Linked DNA regions of Homo sapiens: region 2 is linked to region 1. A link is a loop called in an ENCODE intact Hi-C map of the cell type or tissue named here. Cell type or tissue: HCT116. All regions are shown on one strand. Each heading gives the region's core, and the rest is flanking DNA. Links, peaks and the distances in the headings are about the cores only. Region 1 overlaps DNAJC1 (DnaJ heat shock protein family (Hsp40) member C1). Region 2 overlaps DNAJC1 (DnaJ heat shock protein family (Hsp40) member C1).

Region 1 (10,032 bases), core at 3,346-8,345:
ATGAATGAATTATTATATGGCACTATTAAAAATACACTTCAGAGTTCTTTTGATCATCGTGACAGAAAAGGGCCAGTGATTTGAGAGCTCAAAAAAATGGGCTGTTTATTCACTGTTTATGTGTTTTGTATTCTTGCTTTATTAAAATCCTATTTTAACTCCGTCAGTATTGATTAAATGCCTATATTTTTTAAGATTCTATTAGAGGTAGAACTTTTTAACAATGCAATACAAAAAAAGTCAGATCTTAACTAGATGATTTTCTAGAAGAATTAATGGAACTATGGTTAAAGTAGATTTTTATCAGCATGTCTCATTCACTTACTAATACTCTCTAATGTTATCTTTAGTTTCGTAATATCGAAGACTGTATTTCACAGATGGCTGAGAAACTTTACAACCATTCTCTTGTGATGGCCATTTGACTTTAATTTTTTAGTTATAAATTTATTTTCTTAGAAATTTTCTACAATAAAAACAGTTTACAATCAATTTTTAAAACGCCAAGATAATATTGATAATTAAGTCTTTAAAGTAGGTCTTTTGTTAAACCTAATTATAAGTGTATCTTATAATTAATGGCTGCTGTCATACCACCTGCTCTCTTCTGCCTTGAATCTTATCACATCTATGTTGCTTTGAAATCTGAGAATGCTTTTCACTTCCTAACAACTGATATGCTACTTCTTCCAATCAGACATCACATTACTGATTAGGTGAATACTACTTCCTGTTTGTTTGTTTTTTTTCCTGTATCTCTAAATGCACCACTTCTGTCTTAGGAATATGACATTATGTAAAACAGATACTTAAATTAATTAGATTTTATTTTTGTAGAGGTAAGGAAATTATAGAAAAGACAAGTTATAGTGTATTAAATGCTTTCCAAAAGTAAAAGTTTGATAATATTTAAAATACAACTATACCTATGGAGAAACAGTTTTTTTTTTTTTTTTTTTTAAAGATCCACATTTGTATCTGATAGTCCTTTTATAATGTAAGGTTTTTTCACCATATTGTATAGTATAGGATTTAGTTTTTGTATTTTATGTTGTTTTCCCTGCATCCAGCCTTATTAATATAAATAACTACCTTTTAGGAAGAATTGAGATATAATTCTTATATTATAATTACCTGGTGACTTATATTTCTCTTCTCTTCTACTATAAACAACCTGATGGTTGAGTTCATGGCCTTTTTATCTTTGTATCCACTGTAGTGTCTATAGGGTAAATGTAATTAAATTGAGTTGGTGAATTAGACTGATGCCACTAATTTGTTTCACTTAATCACTCAATGTCTATTACATGTTCTTATCCTTTATGTGTTGATCTTTCAAAGGACAATCTTATTTCCGTCATTTTAAACTTCTGGGAGTATCTTCCCATATTCACAACTAGGAATAACAGGGGTGGCAGAGCTAACTTGATAAGTTTTGACACTGGATTAGATTCAAATGGATGAACCAGAAAAGCAGTTTCCCCAGTGATAGTCTTTTTTTTTTTTTTTTTTTTTTTTTTTTTGAGATGGAGTCTCATTCTGTCGCCCAGGCTGGAGTGTGCAATCTCGGCTTACTGCAACCACTGCCTCCTGGGTTCAAGCAATTCTCCTGCCTCAGCCTCCTGATGAGCTAGGATTACAGGTGTGCACCACCACGCCCAGCTAATTTTTATATTTTTAGGAGAGACAGGGTTTCACCATGTTGGCCAGGCTGTCAGTGACAGTTTTTAAGTAGAGATATTCTGGTACAACAATATGGTTAGTATTGAGGAAATAACTTTTTTTACCGAAATAAAAGGTCAGGGAGGCCAAAGTGTGCTCCTGAATGCTAATTTTTATTCATTTTTAGTGTGTATCAGACTACTTCCATAAACGTGGTCAGTTTACTCTCTCCCAGGGTTAATCTACATGTTAAGTAAAATTAAATGCAAAAGACCCTTTATCAATATATAGTACCATGAAAGACTCACTTTCTCATGAACTAACAATACTCAAAGTACAGAGAGTGAATTCTTGGAAGAAACACATGTGGCGCAAAGACACAAAGCCAAGACATTTCAACAGTATATTCCAAATAAGATATAGCAGGCCAGAATGACTTCTGGAACATGGCAGGAGTAGAATATGAGATAAAGCTGGAAAGAAAGGTAGGTAACAAAATGTAGAAGTTTTTGAATGCCAAGATAAGAAGTTTAGATTATTTTATGTAGTAGGGAATCTTTGGATTTTTAGCTGGAAGGAATGGGGTATTGACATGCTCTGTTTTGTAAAGGTGAAAGTAGCAGCAGTAGACTGAAACTGTGGAGTGAGAGTGGAAAGGAAAGATATTTTATAATTGATGCAGAAATAAAATTCAGACTTGCTGAAAATCATAGCTAACTAGTAAATGGTGGAGTCAGAACTCAAATGATCTGACTCCAAAACCACTACAATATCCACCCTCCACAATATAAGCATATTATAATCATTTGTGTGTGTATCTTTATTAGGAGAGCAAACCATATCTTTTCATTTATGTCCTGTTTCTTAGCATAGTACCTAAAAAAAAAAAAAGTGGGTACTTCGTTAGTTCAATCAATAAATATTTATTGAGCACCTAACCAAGCATTATGCTTGGTATGCATATGGTTTACGTCTGGTAAATGTTGCCAGTCTTCCCAAGTAATTGTAACCAATTTATACATCCACCAGTTAGTTCATGAGGATTTCTGTTGCTCCACACCCTGACAACACTTGATATTGTATGTCTTTTTTCATTTTAGCTTTTCTGGTGGATCTCACAATGAGGTATGATTTTATTGTTGCTATAAGAGTTTTTAAAAATTGAGGTGAAATCCATATAACATAAAATTAACCTTTTAAAATGAACAATTCAGTAGCATTTAGGACATTCACAGTGTTGTCCAACCACCACCTCTGTCTAGCTCCAAAACATGATATCACCTCAAAAGGAAACTGTACCCATTGAGCAATTGCTTCTCATTGCCCACCTCCACCAGCCCGTGACAACCACCAGTCTGCATTTTGTCTCTATGAATTTACCTGTTCTGAATATTTCATTTAAAGGAACTCATACAGTATGTGACCTTTTGTTTCTGCCTCCTTTCTCTTAGCATATTTTGATGGTCATCCACTTTGTAGCTAGTATCAATCTTTTTATGGCTGAATAATATTCCGTGTGTGTGTGTGTGTGTGTGTGTGTGTGTGTGTGTGTGTGTATCTCACAATTTTTTATTTTTTTTATTTTTTATTTTTTTTGAGACAGAGTCTCACTCTGTCGCTCAGGCTGGAGTGCAGCGGCGTGATCTCGGCTCACTGCAAGCTCCGCCTCCCGGGTTCACACCATTCTCCTGCCTCAGCCTTCCGAGTAGCTGGGACTACAGGCGCCCGCCACCAGGCCAGCTAATTTTTTGTATTTTTAGTAGAGATGGGGTTTCACTGTGTTAGCCAGGATGGTATCGATCTCCTGCCCTAGTGATCCACCCGTCTCGGCCTCCCAAAGTGCTGGGATTACAGGCATGAACCACTGCGCCCGGCCGTATCTTACAATTTGTTTATCCATTCATCCATTGATAAATGTTTGGGCTGTTTCTACCTTTTACGTATTGTAAATGATGGTGCTACAAATGTGTGTATGGTTATTTGAGTTTATGTTTTCAATTGCTTTGGGTATATACCTGATTGGAATTGCTAGGTGATGATGGTAATTTTATGTTTAACTTTTTGATGTACCATCAACCTGTTTTCCACTGCAGCCGAACCATTTTACATTCTCACTAGCAATATACGAGGATTCCATTTTCTCCATATTCTCACCTTCACTTGTTATTTTTCACTTTTGTTGTGGTTGTGATTGTTATAGCCACCCTAGGGTGTGCAGTGATATCTCACTATCTCACTTTGGTTTTGATTTGCATTCCCCTAGTGAGTAATGATGTTGAGAATCTTTTCACATGTTTTTTGGCCATTTGTTGTGTAGCTTCTTTGAATAAATGCCCTTTTTTGAATTGGGTTGTCTTTTTGTTGTTGAGTTTGTTATAATTCTGCATACTAGGTGCTTATCAGATATACGAATTGTAAATATTTTCTCTCATCCTGTAGGAGTTTTTTCATTTTCATAATAATGTTCTTTCATGCACAAAAGTTTTTAATTTTGATGAAGTCCAATTGATTGACTTCTATTTTTGTTGTTTGGACTAAGAATGCATTGTCAAATCCAAGAGCGTGAATTTTACCCCTATGCTTTCTTCTATGAATTTTATGGTTTTTCTTATTATATTTAGGTTGTTGATTCATTTTGCATTAATTTTTATTTGTGGTGTGAGTTATGGGTCCTGCTTCATTCTGTATGTATAGTCTCAGGACTATTTGTTGAAGAGACTGTTTCTATCTCCATTAAATGGACTTGTCACCTGTGTCAAAAACCATTTGATCATATATGCAAGGTTTATTTCTGGCCTCTCTATTCTTTTCTCTTGTTCTATGTGTCTGTCTTCATGCCAGTACCACAATATTTTGATTACAATAGCTTTGTAGTAAAATTTCAAATCAGGAAGTGTGAATTCTCCAGCCTTTGTTCTTTTTCCAAGTTCATTTTGGCTATTTAGGGTTCCTTGAGATTTTAATTAATTTTAGCATGGAATTTTTTGTTTCTGCAAAACATGTCATTGGGATTTTGTTGGGTATTGCATTGATGTGCATAGATGTGCATAGTAGTCACATCTTAACAATATTGTCTCCCTTGTGCTAGGAAGCACTAAGTAAAAAAAAAAAAAAAGAAAAGAAAATTTAAATATTAAGTATTCCAATACATGAACATGGGATGTCGTTCCATTTATTTCTGTCTCCTTTAATCTCTTTCAGCAGTGTTTTGTAATTTTCTGTATACAAGTCCTTCACCTCCTTAGTTAAATTTATTCCTAAGTATTTTATTCTGTTTCATGCTGTTGTAAATGGAATTGTTTTCTTAGTTTTCTTGTTTATATTGTCCATTGTTAGTGTCTAGAAACCCAACTGCGTTTTATGTATTGATTTTTGTACCTATAATGTTACTGAATTTGTTAATTCTACTAGTTTTTTTTGTAGGGTCTTCAGAGTTTTCTACATATCAGATGATATCTGTGAACGGAGATAATTTTACTTTTTCCTTCCAATTCAGATGTCCATTATTTCTCTTTCTTACACAGTTGCCCTGGCTAGAACTTCCAGTACTATGTTTAAACAGAAGTGGCTAAAGTGGGCATCCTTATCTTGTTCCTGATCTCAACGGGAAAGTTTTTAGTCTTTTACCATTGAGTATGATGTTAGCTATGGTTTCTCCACAAATGACCTCTATTATGTTGAGGTAGTTTCCTTCTATTCCTACTTTATTGGGTGTTTTAATTAGGAAAGGGTGTTGAATTTTGTCAAATGTTTTTCTGCATCAATTGAGATGATCATGTGTGGTTTTTTTTTCCCTTTTATCTATTAATGTGATGTATTACATTGAATGATTTTCTCATGTTGAACCAACCTTGCATTCCTGGGATAAACCTCACTTCATCTTAGTGTATAATTGTTTTCATACACTTTTCGATTTGGGTTGCTAATATTTTTTTGATGATTTTTGTATCAATATCTATAAACAATATTGGTCTATAGTTTCTTTTCTCATGCTGTCTTTGTCAGACTTGGAAATCAGTGTAATACTGGCATCATAAAATGTGTTAGCAAATGTTCCCTTCTCTTCAGATTTTTTAAGATTTTGAAAAGGACTGAGTTATTTGCATCTCCCCTCTTTTTTTCCCCCTGTCAGTATTGGCTTGTCAGTTTTGTCTTTTTAAAAAAATGACATTTTGTTTCATTGATTCTATTATTTATCTGTTCTCTATTTCATTTTTATTATTTCCTTCCTTTTGCTAGCTTTGGTCTCTGATCTCCTTTTTCTACTTCCTTCAGGAATAAAGTCTAAATTATTAATTTGAAATACTTCTTATCAGTGTAGGCATTTACTTTTTTTTTTTTTTTTTTTTTTTTTTTGAGGCGGAGTCCCACTCTGTCACCCAGCCTGGAGTGCAGTGGCACGATCTCGGCTCACTGCAACCTCTGACTTCTGGGTTCAAATGATTCTCTTGCCTCAGCCTCCTGAGTAGCTGGGATTACAGGTGCGTGCCACCATGCCTGGCTAATTTTTTTTGTATTTTTAGTAGAAACAGGGTTTTGTCATGTTGGCCAGATTGGTCTTGAACTCCTGACATCAGGTGATCCACCTGCCTCAGCCTCCCAAAGTACTGGGATTACAGGCTTGAGCCACTGTGCCTGGCTGGCATTTACTATTATAAGATTACCTTCAAACACTGCTTTCACTGTATTCATACATTTTGGTATGCTTTATTATTATTTTAATTTGTTTCTGAGTGTTTTCAAATTTCCCTTTTGATTTTTCTTGTACTCATTGGTTAAGAGTGTTTTAATATCCACATGCTTTGAGTTTTCTCGTTTTTCTTCTGTTGCTGATTTCTATCTTCATTTCTTGTGATTACAGAAGATACTTTGTGTGATTTGAGCAATTTAAAATTTATTGACACTTGTTTTGTGGCTTGATACATGTTTTATCCTGGAGAATGTTCCATGTGCACTGGAGAAGAATGTGTATTCTGCTGTTATTGGATGGATTGTTCTGTAGATGTCTGTTAGATCTATTTGGTTTATAATGTTATTCAAATCCTCTGGTTCCCTATTTATCTTCTTTCTAGATGTTCTATCCATATTGAAAGTGGGGTTATATTGGGGAAATACTTCAGGACATTGGTCTGGGCAAAGATTTTTTTAGGGGTAAGACCTCAAAAGCACAGAATACAAAAGCAAAAATAGACAAAAAGGATTGCAACAAGCTAAAAATGTTCTGCACAACAAAGGAAGCAACAAAGAGACAGCCTATGGAATGGAGGAAAATATTTGCAAACTATTCATCTGACAAGGGATTAATAACTAGAATATATAAGAAACTCAACTCAATAGCAAATAATCTGATTTTAAAATGAGCAAATGATCTTAATAGACATTTTTCGAAAGAAGGCATAGAAATGGCCAACAAGTATATGAAAATAAATGCTTAGTATCACTAATCATCAGGGAAATGCAAATCAAAACCAAAATGAGATATAATCTGACCCCAGTTAAAGTGACTGTTATCAAAAAGACAAAACAACAAGTGTTGGCAAGGATGTAGAGAAAGGGAAACACTAATAGTTCACTGTTGGTGAGAAAGTGAGTATAACTGCTATGGAAAACAGTATGGACATTCTTCAAGAAACTACAAATAGATCTACCATCCGATTTAGCAATCCATTTGCTGGGTATGTATCCAAAAGAAAGGAAACCAGGGTATCAAAGTGATACCTGCATGCCCATTTTTGTTGCACCACTATTCACAATAGCCAAGATAACAAAATCAACCTAAGTGTCCATTAGGATATGAATGGATAAAGAAAATGGTGTGTTTGTCCATATATATATGGACACACACTCAATGGAATATCATTCAACCATGAAAAAAGAATGAAATTCTGTTAGTAGCAGCAACATAGATGGAACTAGAGGACGTTATGTTAATTTTAATAAGCCATGCACAAGAAGATAACTATTGTAAGTTCTCACTCATATGTGACAGCTGAAAAACTTGATCTCACAGAGGTAGAAAGTAGAATGATAGTTACTAGAGGCTGACAAAGGTAGGAGGGAGGGATGATGAAGAGAGGCTGGTTAGCGGTTGCAAAAATACAGTTAGAAAGAATAAGTTCTAGTGTTTGATGGCATGGTAGAGTGACCATAGTTAACAGTAATTTGTTGTATATTTCAAAACAGCTAGAAGATAAGATTTGGAATATTCCCAACCCAAAGAAATGATAAATTTTTCAAGTGATGGATATCCTAATTACCCTGATTTAATATATGTATGCATGCATCAAAATATCACATGTGCCCCATAAATATGTCCAATTATTATATATCAATTTTAAAAGAAGAAAATTGGGAGAAAGTAAATGATATTTTGGAGTCACAAAAATTGCTGAATCCTAACTGTGTGACATTTTTATGACTACTTTGCTGGTTCTTTCCTAGAGGCACACAGTTTGGAAGTGACAATGCTTATAACACACTATGAATGTAAAAGTAAAATAATGCATAGATGCAAAGTGACACCTAAGGGAAAAGAAATTACACTTGAGCTGAACATTGAGGAATAAGAGCTAAACAGCTAGAAAAGGGGAAGGGACCTAGGAGTAATACATATTTATTTCTAGTAACTGTATTATGTGAAAAATGTTTATCTCTTTATCATAGAAGCTTCCTATCTATTTGTCCTTGACACCTTCAAGCAGGATTCTTAGTTATCACCTCTCCTATCTAAGCCAGAACTGAAAACGGAGTTTAAAAAAAAAAAAAAAAAGTCATTATCCATTTGTCTTTCATCTTTGATATGGAAATGTTTATTTTTGAAATACAAACGAGACAACACCAGTTTCATTATTTTGTGTTGTAAAATGGAGATAATAGTAGGTTGTTGGGAAGATTAAATCTGTTAATGTAAAACACTTTGATACTTGGGATATAGTGTTTAATCCTAACCTCATTTTGGCTGGCTTTTAAATTTTCTGTCTTCCATCTCGCTAATACTCTTTGTAACATATATATTTAATTTGCTTTTATACCTATCTGCTGAATATTATATTTCAATTTTAAAAAGTTTTAATGGTAGAGGCTCTACTTGGTACTTTATCAAATCCTTTTGGTAAATATTTATATTTTTCTAATACCTCTGCATATGTGGATATTTTCATGCTGGTCTTTTATTTCTTTAAACATAGTAACACCTTATCCACAGATGCATTTAGCCACAGGGATGGTCCAGATACCTGGTCAACCATATTGAGGAAACTTTAAACCTTTGGTTTTTTTTTGCCATATTAAATGATTTTTGGCAGAGCCCAAAATTGTTTTCTAAGGGAGTTCCAATAAAGTAGCAGGTATCTACCTTCAGAATTAAAAGAGGATGATAGTAATAGCGGTTAATGTTTGTTTATTATTTATTACATGACAGGCATTGTGCTTGAACTCCTTCAGTTCACAGACATTGTACGCAAACTACCTCAATTAAGCCTTACATCAACTATGTGAGATAACATTATTATTATTTCCCATTTACTGATGCGTTAACATGAGGAGGTTTATTTGACCCCAGTACTTTTAATCATTATACCAGTCTACCTTTAATTGGATCATGGCTGTTGCATTATAGATCTTTCATAACTAAATTTGGTTCAACTATGGATATTCTACTTAGCAATTACAATTTAATCTAGAGGTGGTTAAGGAAATCTGAAGCTGAAATGGTTCTTTTTTCAAAAGTTTCTTAATTCAAATAGGTAAAATTTAATATAGACTCATTTAATGTACTTCTTCCTGGGGGCATATTACCAAGAATATATTTACCTTTTCATATTGTTGTATATTTTATGTACATGCTTGATTATCTTACTATCAGATTACCAGAGTGTTTTTTTAATAATTATTTTCTGCATTAAAACAATTGCCTTGGAGCATTTCACAATAAAAAAATAATTGAATTAATACTTTATACTTCTAAGTGCCACCAGTTAGTTTTAGAGCCCAGTTTAAAAATTAATGTCCTAGGCAGGGCACAGTGGCTCATGTCTGTAATCCCAGCACTTTGGGAGGCCGAGGTCAAGATTTCGAGACCAGCCTGGCCAACATGGTGAAACCCTGTCTCTATTAAAAATACAAACATTAGCCGGGCATGGTGGCACACACCTATAGTCCCAGCTACTCGGGAGGCTAAGGCAGGAGAATAGGTTGAACCCTGGAGGCGGAGGTTGCAGTGAGCCGAGATCACACCACTGTGCTCCAGCCTGGGCAACAGAACAAGACCCAGTCTCAAAAAAAAAAAAAAAAGTTCTAATTTTTATGTAGTTTATGCAGACATAGTTAGGAATTTTAGTGTACCATTTATTAACTACTTAAAAGTGACTT
Region 2 (10,032 bases), core at 3,220-8,219, 82 kb after region 1:
TGGAAGAAATAATGAGGGAAATTGGAATATTATCAGAGATGAATGAAAATAAGACATGATGTACCAAGACTCAAGGAATGCAGCTAGCACACTTCTTAGAGGGAAATTTGTAGCTATAAATGCCTATGTAATAAAGAAGAAAGATCTCAAATCATTAACCTTTCCACCTTAAGACACTAGAAAGAGAACAAACTATACCTAAAGCACACAGAAAAAAGAAAATAACAAAAAGCAGGGCAGTGATATGGTTTGGATCTGTGTCTCCACCAATTCTATATTAAACTGTAATCCCCAGTGTCGGAGGTGGGTCCTTGTGGGAGGTGATTGGATCATGGGGTTGGATTTCCCCCTTTGGTGCTGTTCTCGGGACAGAGGTCTCACAAGATCTGGTTGTTTAAAAGTATGCACCATTTCCCCCTCGCTCTCTGTTCCTCCTGCTCTGGCATGTGAAGTGCTGCCTCCTAGTTTGCCTTCTGCCGTGATTGTAAGTTTCCTGAGGCTTCCCCAGAAGCCAAGCAGATGCTGCCACGCTTCCTGTACAGCTTGTGAAACCATGAGCCAATTCAGTATCTTTTCTTTATAAATTACCCAATCTCAGGCATTTCTTTATAGCCATGTGAGAGCGGACTATTACAAGCAGAAATGGAAGAAATAGAGAACAATAAAGAAATAGAGAAAATCAGTGAAACCAAAAGCTGATTCTTGGAAAATATCAAGAAAATTAACATGCATTTAAGTAAGTAATTAACCAAGAAAAAAAGAGAAAGGACTCAAATTTCTAGGGTCAAAAAAAAGGACATTACTGCCAATCTTATATAAATAAAAAGGATTATAAAGGAATACAATCGTGAATAAATGTATGTCAAGAAATTAGATGGCTATTTTTCTAATAGAAGTGAAATGAATAAATTCCTGGAAAGACACAAACTGCTAAAACTAAATCAGAAACAGACCATTTTAATAGATAGACTTATAATTAGTAAAAAGGTTGAATTAGTTATCAAAAACCTATACATAATGAAAAGTCCAAGTCCAGATAGTTTCACCACTGAATTCTACCAAACATTTAAAAAATTCCAGTGCTCTCAAAAAAAAAAAAAAAAAAAAAAGAAGAGGGGTGAATATTTCTCATCTCATTTTATGATGGCAGTATTACCTTGATGCAAAACCAAAGACATCACAAGAAAACTACAGACCAATGTTTTTATAAATATGGATGAAAAAAATCTCAAAAAATACCACCAAACTGAATTCGGCAACTTATAAAAAGAATTATCACCATGAAGCTGGGCATGGTGGTGTGCAACTGTAGTTGCAGCTCCTCAGGAGGCTAAGCAGGGGGAATCCCTTGAGTCCAGGAATTGAAGGATGCAGTGAGCTTTGATCACACCACTGTACTTCAGCCTGGGTGAAGATTTATCTAAAAACAAACAAACAAACAAAAAACATTTATTACCATGATCAAGTGGCATTTAACCATGGAACACAAGGTTGGTTAAACATCTCAAGATCAATTAATGTAAATACCTCATGTCAATAGAATAAAAAGCAGTATCACACGATCATCTCAAGAGAAGTGTTTGAGCCGGACTCAGTGGCTCCCACCTGTAATACCAACGCTTTGGGAGGCCAGGGCAGGCTGATCACCTGAGGTCAGCAGTTCAAGATCAGCCTGGCCAATGTGGTGAAACCCTATCTCTACTAAAAATACAAAATATAGCCAGGTGTGGTGGCACGCACCTGTAATCCCAGCTACTCGGGAGGCTGAGGCAGGAGAATCACTTGAACCCAGAGGCAGAGGTTGCAGTCAGCCGAGATCGTGCCATTGCACTGCAGCCTGGGCAACAGAGCGAGACTGCGTCTCAAAAAAAAAAAAGTGTTTGACAAAACCCAACACCCTTGCACTATAAAAACACTCAGCAGACTAGGAATAAAAAAGAAGTATCTCAACCAGATAAAAGACCATACTAAAAACCCACAACACCATGTTTACTGGTGAAAGAATGCTTTCCTGCTAAGATCAAGAACAAAACAAGGATGTCTGCTCTTGCTTCTTCTATTCAGCATTGTATTGAAGTCTTAGCCAGGGCATTTAGGCAAGAAAAAGAAATAAGATGGAAAAAAAGAAGTAAAATTATCTATTTGCAGATGGCATGATTTTATATATAGAAAATCTTGAGAAATGCACTAAAAAAAACATTGGAACTAATAAATGAGTTTAGCAAGGTTGCAGGATACATAGCAATATTACAAAAATCAGTTTTATTTTTTATACATTTACAATGAACAACTTGAAAATGAAATTAATGACATTCATAATTGCATCAAAAAGAATAAAATACTCAGGAATAAATTAAAAGAAGTGAAAAACTTTAACTTTGAAAACTATATAACATTGTTGAAAGAAATTAAAGTCTAATTTAATTTGGAACTCTTAAGTCTTCCTGACCTTAGATTTGGCAGAGGATTCTTAGATATGACACCAAAGGCACAAGCAACCAAAAGCTTCAAAATTAAAAAAAATAGATAAATTGGACCTCAGCAAAATTAAAAACTTTTGTGAGTCAAAGGACACCATCAAGAAAGTGAAAAAGCAACCCAAAGAATGGGAGAACTTATTTGCACATCTTATGTCTGATAAAAGTATATGTACCCAGAGCACATCAAGAATCTTACAACTCTGGCCAGGCATGGTGGCTTACGCCTGTACTCCCAGCACTTTGGGAGGCCGAGGCGGGCGGATCACCTCAGGTCAGGAGTTTGAGACCAGCCTGACCAACACGGTGAAACCCCATCTCTACTAAAAATACAAAAAATTAGCCGGGCATCTTGGCACATGCCTGTAGTCCCAGTTACTTGTGAGGCTGAGGTGGGAGAATCACTTGAACCTTGGAGGCGGAGGCTGCAGTGAGTCGAGATCGTGCCACTGCACTCCAGCCTGGGCGACAGAGCTAGACTCCATCTCAAAAAAAAAAAAAAAAAAAAGAAGAAAAAAATAATCTTACAACTCAATAATAAAAAGTTAAATGACCCACATAAGCAATGGATACAGGATATGAATAGATATTCCTCCAAGGAAGATACACAGATGTCCAATAAACACATGAAAAAATGCTCAGCATCAGTCATTAATTATTAACTATTAAGTTAGGGACCTGTTAGAAAGTGTTATATTAGTTTGGTCAAGTGAGAATGAAGGACTAGTGCAGGTGGTGGAGGTCTGAGAGAGAAGGGAACAAATGGAATTGAACTGTGAAGCAACTCGTTGGGGAAGGAGAGAAAAAATCCAAAAATGGACTCGTTAGATTTTGAGCCTAAGTGACTTGGATGATAAAACTATTAAGCAATGGAGGAAAAGCAGAGAAGTTGTTTTATTGGAAAAACTGATGAGTTTAGGCCGGGCGCAGTGGCTCACGCCTGTAATCCCAGCACTTTGGGAGGCCGAGGTGGGTGGATCACCTGAGGCTGGGAGTTCAAGACCAGCCTGACCAACATGGAGAAACCCCATCTCTACTAAAAATACAAAATTAGCCTGGCGTGGTGGCTCATGCCTGTAATCCCAGCTACTCAGGAGGCTGAGGCAGGAGAATTGCTTGAACCTGGGAGGCAGAGGTTGTAGTGAGCTGGAATCGCTCCATTGCACTCCAGCCTGGACAACAAGAACAGAAACTCTGTCTCAAAAGAAAAGAAAAGAAAAGAAAAACTGATGAGTTTAGTTTTTGGTTTGGTTAGTTTTAGGAACTAGGAGACCTCTGAGAGATTTAATGGCAGTTAGAAAGTGAAGCCATGTAGTACAGCAGAAAGAGCACTTGGCTTGTTTCTTCTTCTATAAAATGAAAGATTTGGATTTAAAAGGTGGTTATGTTATAGTGATAGAGAGCAAAAATTTTAGATCCCTGCTTGTTTTAGCTTCTCACTAACTGTTTAACTTGGATATATTATTTATTCTCCCTGGGCCTCAGATTCTGTAAAATCAGGATAACCATTCTATGCCTACCTCATATTGCTACTGTGAGGAATATGTGCACACACACAATTTATTTAGAACAGTGCCTATTGCATAGTAAGCTTAATGTTACGTAGGTGAAGTCCTTTTCAGATCTGAGGATCCATTGTTGCGTGGTCAGTTTCTATGAGACTGGCATTCCAAGGTAGAAGTCAGGGCCAGAGACCTAGGTTAATCATTTCTTTTCTAAAGTATTATCGAATAGCTGGGATGAGATACCAGAGTAGAAAGTGGAAAGAACATGAATGGCAAGGGTAGAATGTTGAGGAACACTTCTATTAGGGAACAAGAGGCAGGAGTATATAGGAGAGGCCAGTGGAGGAACATTCAGAGAAAGAAGGAAAACTAGGACATATTCTCATGAATGCCAAGTGGAATAGAAAAGATAAGGTCAAGGGAAGATTTAGAGTAGACTACTTGAGCTAAGTTTGAAGATTTATGGGATGCATCTCATGGACAGGGGAAGTTGAAGATGAAAGCAAGTAATTGATGGAGCATAGTTCTGTGAGGATTCAAGGGGCAGATTTAGCCTCAAGGGGAAGGAATGCATTTATTTCTTTGAATTAGGATAAAAGAAGGAATGGATATATGGTGGGGCAATCAAATTTTTGAGCTGGGAAATTCAGAAGTCAAGGAAGCTCATGTTGGATAACTTCAGTTTGTTTACATTAAATAGGAAGCAAGGTCATCTGTAGAGAGAGTGGAAGGTAGGGAACAAAATTGAAAAGTGTTTCCAAGCAGCTTTAAATGTTCTAATTCTGCTCTTTGTATGAATGGAAAACAAATGATCTATTTCAATTATAACAGGTAATATTTACTGAGCCTTTACTGTCTGCCAGGTATCATGCTAAGGGTTTGTTTCAAACTGAAAACATCCGTAAGAGGCAAATGGTAGTGGTATCCACACATTACAGAGGGTAATATATGAAACAGAGAAGGATGGAAAATTGCTGTCTGTTACCCAGCTGAGAGGTGGAACCAAGACTGAAGAGCAGATCTGCCTGACTCTCGGCTCTTAATGATCATGCTTTCTGACATTTTACTTTCAAATTTCATTAAAGCCATGAAGTGTTGGTTCGAGAATATACATGGATTAATGGGATAGAGAAATATAGAAAAATATAATAGCACATGTTTACAGCCAAACATAACTTTAATGAAATTCATATTTTAAATAAATGGAAAGGATGGCTTGTTAGATAAGTGCATTAGGGCAATTAACTATTCATTTGAAAAAAATTAATAACTTTAACCCCATATTTCTTAAAAATATACAATAGAAGTCTGAACAGTGGTTGTCTGTGGCAGGATAGAGATTGCATGAAGGGCACAAGGGAACTTTCTGGAGTAATAGGAATGTTCTGTAATTTTTTTTTTTTTAAGATGGAGTCTGGCTCTGTTGCCCAGGCTGGAGTGCAGTGACGTAATCTCAGCTCACTGCAACCTCTACCTCCTGGGTTCAAGCAGTTCTGCTGCCTCAGCCTCCCAAATAGCTGGGATTACAGGCGTGTGCCACCGTGCCTGGATAATTTTTGTATTTTTAGTAGAGACAGGTTTTGCTATATTGACCAGGCTGGTCTCGAACTCCTGACCTCAAGTGATCTGGCTGCCTCGGCCTCCCAGAGTGCTGGGATTACAGGCATGAGCGACTGTGCCTGGTCAATATTCTGTAATTTGATTGTGATGTTGGTTACATAGGCAGAGATTTTTGGTCAAAACTCATCAAATTGCACATTTAAAGTCTGCACATTACACTCTGTAAATTTTATCTCAATTTTAAAAAAGAAAGCCAAGTGCAGTGGCTCATGCCTGTAGTCCCAGCTACTCAGGAGGCTGAGGTGGGAGGATCATTTGAGCCTAGGAGTTACAGGCCATTCTGGGCCACATAGCAAGACTGCAACATAGCAACATATCTTTAAAAACAAACAAACAAACAAAATAAGTTGACAGAGAAAGAGAAGATAAAAGAAAAATAAGGCAATTCTGTATGTAGATCTCAAAGACATTGTTAAATGAAGAAAGAGCAAGCTATAGAATAAGACGTGAAATATGATACCATTTATATAAAGAAAAAAAATTACCACCAGACCAAATTCTTTCTGTGGATCCACACTCATATGTGTAAAGGTATCATGGTTCTTGGGTGCAGCTGCCCCACTCCATCAACAGATTCTTCCTCCAATGTCAATCTCAGATGCTCTTAGGGTTCCCTTCCAGGTTGCAGAAAGGAAGGACTTTTATCTTATAACACTATTAGCATAAATGTCATTTTCCCCACTGATTGCAATACTCAGTGGTAGAATATTCTCCAGTGAAGAAAGATATTCCATTTCTGGAAATTCTAGGTTTAAAAAATGACCTGTTTGCATAATGAAAGTAGTATCTTTTTTTTTTTTTTTTTTTTTTAGGCAGGGTCTCACTCCGATGCCCAGGCTGGAGTGCAGTGGTGCAATGTCAGCTTACTGCAACCTCCGCCTCCTGGGTTCAAGCGATTCTCCTGCCTCAGCCTCCCGAGTAGCTGGGATTACAGGCAACCACCGCCTTGCCCAGCTACTTTTTGTATTTTCATAGAAACGGGGTTTCCCCATGTTGGACAGGCTGGTCTTGAACTCCTGACCTCAAGTGATCCACCCACCTTGGCCTCCCAAAGTGCTAGGATTGCAGGCATGAGCCACCATGCCCGGCCTTGAAAGTAGTATCTTTTAAGAGGCAGCCCCCGTTGTGCATATGTACCCTAGAACTTAAAGTATTAAAAAAAAATAAAAATGAAAAGAGGCAGCCTCGTATAACGGAACTGTCATTGAACTAGAAGGAGTCTAGGGATGTGAGTTCTTGTCCTGAAGCTGCTGCTGAGTGGATGGGTGTTTTGGAGCTATCCATTTAATCTCTCTGGGCTTCAGTTTTCTTGTTAATTACATTAATGGATGCGACAGACGACTGAGGGTCTTTCAGGCCTAAGATCCAATGAACTGTGTTCATTCACATGGAGCTTACATGGAATCGTTTCACTCAGCATATAGTAGGTACATGGAAAGTAAGATTTTTGCTTTTATGTTTTGAAACAGGTGACAACCAAAGCCAAGCAACTGAAGGATTCAGTGACCTGCTCCCCAGGTGAGTTCATACTTCCTCTATCTCATTAATCTAAAGTGGTTTCTTCTAAATTAATCCCTTTTTATAATAACTTCTTTAAATACAAGGGTCTAGAAGTTTTGCCTAATGAACTCTAAATCTGGTCATATCTCCAAAAAGGGTTGAAATACGGGCACCAGCAAGCCAGTCCAGCCCTGCACATACTGGTGCCGAGAAGATGTATTTAATTAATAAGGTTAAATAAGTATACAGATCGTCTTCTATAGTTTAATTTGTGGGGACGGGGAACACAGGAGAAAGCCCATCTGCACACCACGCAAATGCTATGTGCACACTGTTTCCCTGCACTGTCCACCCCTGTCACTGCCGCACTTGCAGAGCTGCCCTTTGGGATAAATGGCTAACAGCTTTCCCAGGCATTTATGTTTCCTTTTTTTTGAGACGGAGTCTTGCTCTGTTGCCCAGGCTAGCGTGCAGTGGCGCAATCTCGGCTCACTGCAACCTCTGCCTCCCAGGTTCAAGTGATTCTCCTGCCTCAGCCCCCGAGTAGCTGGGATTACGGGCGCCCGCCACTGCACCTGACAGATTTTTGTATTTTTAGTAGAGACCTGGTTTCACCATCTTGGCTAGGCTGGTCTTGAACTCCTGACCTCTTGATCCTCTCACCTCGGCCTCCCAAATTGCTGGGATTACAGGCGTGAGCCACCGTGCTCAGCCCCATTTATGTTTCTTAAAATCAATTTCCTCCAAGATTAACTGGAATTTTGTTAGAGTCTCCATATTCTTTGCTTAGAACCAGGAAATAAGAACATGCTTCAGAAACTTTGCAACCTAACTCAAATACAGGTCCCAGGGAGAGTAATGCAGATGAACAAGCCAACAATTAGCAAACCCAGAGATCTCAAAAAGCCACCCCAGCCGGGCGTGGTGGCACAGCTATAGTTTCAACTACTCTAGAGGCCGAGGCGGGAGGATCACTTGAGCCCAGGAGTTCAAAACCAGCCTGGGCAACATAGTGAGACCCCCCATTTCTGAAAAATAAACGTAAAAAAAAATTTTTTTAAAAGAATTCAACTTGGAGTTCTCCAGGCTTTAGCAAGAGGAAATTTCTGGATTTCTTTTTCTGCCAATGAAGTTATTTCTGTGGGCATGGAGGCAGAGACGGGGCAATGGGATGTTATATGACAGAAGCCTACTTCAAGACATTCTCCAAAATCATACCATTGAAAAGGCAGCGCAGCTCAGAGTAAGGAACTGACGTAGATCTTCCTGGAGCTTGGTGGAGGGGGGTCAGAAGTATGAAGAAAACAGGAAATGTGGAGTTGAATATTTAAGTGCATCTCTGAGGCAACACCTGTGGCTGAGAGAAGGCACCAGAAGCAGCTTTGAGCAGAGAGCAGATCCAGCATCAGGACAGAGAGGAAAAGAGGCAAATCCGATGTGATATTTGGCCACATCCAAACATCCTGTGACTCTCTAAAAGCACCATAAGGTCTTTGTCACAAATATATTCATTAAATTATGTGTTTTATTTTGTTTTTTAATAGCCTTTAAGAAGCCAAAGAATTTTGAAATAAAAGTATTTCTTCTGATTATGTTCACAAATTAACAAAGAATCCGTAAGCAGTGTGATCCATTTAAGCCATAAAGCTGTGCTTCTGAAGTATTATTAGAAATTCTAAAATTGTTTCCTAAGATTTTGGATACCTTTCAAAGTGTTTGAAATGGATGGTTTAGAAAACACAGCTGGCTTAATAGGCTAGCACAGGGGAAAATGACCTTCTACAGATAAGAACACACCCAGATGGAGGTATTTGGCTGTTTCTTAAGAGAGTTGCTTTAGTGAGCATGGAAAGAAATGTTCGCTAATAGAAACTCAAAAAAATACAGATAAACAAAAGGAAGAAAATAACAATCACATGTAACCTACCAATTGTTGTTATTTTGAGAGAGATATTTCTTCAGACTTTTCTGATGCACATATGTGCATATAATATTTTTACAAGAATGGGACTGTACCGCAATACTGTTTTACATTTTTTCACTCCGTACACTCATATGTCTGTATCATCTTCTTAATGGCTCCATAGTAGTCCATAGTATAGATGTCTGCCCCATAGTTTATTTAACAAGTTTCTATTGTTGGACATTTTGTTTGTTTCCATTTTTTTTTTATTGTTCTGAAGTTGTGGTCTCCAAAGTGAGGTAGACAGGATGATTCTTTGGAATATAAGAAGACCGTATTTGAATTTCTGTTGATCTTTGTTTTTATCTTAAGGCAGTGAGAGAGGAATTAAACTTTCTCATCTTTGATATTCCGACTTATGCCAGCACCCTCACTGTGCCCATTAGCAGAGCTTATGTGTTACGTACATAGGGCACCAACGTTTCCCAAGGGAAAAATGGGATTTCCACAGCACTCACAGGCTGATGGTGGCCTCGTCACTTGGCATCATCCCATGTTCTTTCACTCTCAAGATATTGCAACAAGATACCCAGTTGAGTGAATGTATAGATAACCCCAGAGTTTCAGTGACATCTTTTTATAAGGTGGAAGGCAACCATGGGAATATTTCCTATTACACAGAGGCTTCCTAGTATTTTGACAAAGTACTTTTAAAAGTTTTTGAATTTAAAGATCCTCAATTTTATACTTTTCTTTTACCAAATAAATAAATAAATTCTTGGCGTAGGGTCTAAAAAAAAAAAAAAAAAACAACCTGCACACACTTAAAAAATTAAAACAGTACAAAAGGGAATGCAATGAAAAGTGTCTGAGTCTGGGTTCCTGGCCCCCTTCCACAGAGGGAATAATGAATTGGAGTGTGAGGGCGTACACGTCTAGAAGTATAACTAGTCTTGCACAGACTGTCTGTATTTGCCTCCCTCTTTCTTATGTTAATAGCAGCATACTCGCTGAAGACTAATATCTT

What was found. Hi-C counts contacts between places; a loop is a spot of excess contacts. Peaks named below come from ENCODE experiments on the same cell type or tissue, not always from the same donor. Only the 100,000 strongest peaks of a DNase experiment are listed, where the experiment ranks them.
Region 2: it touches region 1 in a loop (2.1-fold over the local background); 1 of 110 quality-filtered maps calls a loop at or near these places.

Annotation. Positions count from the first base shown.
Region 1 is chr10:21,845,279-21,855,310 of GRCh38, reverse strand. All of the region lies in intron 8 of DNAJC1 (DnaJ heat shock protein family (Hsp40) member C1), which reads left to right. Among named protein-coding and RNA genes, the nearest start is that of DNAJC1, 150 kb to the left of the region's middle. RefSeq lists a silencer at 5,404-5,604. In HCT116, for the core only: no CTCF peak of the experiment used is centred there; a DNase peak (open chromatin) is centred at 5,530.
Region 2 is chr10:21,763,349-21,773,380 of GRCh38, reverse strand. It overlaps DNAJC1 (DnaJ heat shock protein family (Hsp40) member C1), which reads left to right. Exons shown (of 12, transcript NM_022365.4): 10 at 7,072-7,120. Among named protein-coding and RNA genes, the nearest start is that of MLLT10, 230 kb to the right of the region's middle. In HCT116, for the core only: no CTCF peak of the experiment used is centred there; no DNase peak of the experiment used is centred there.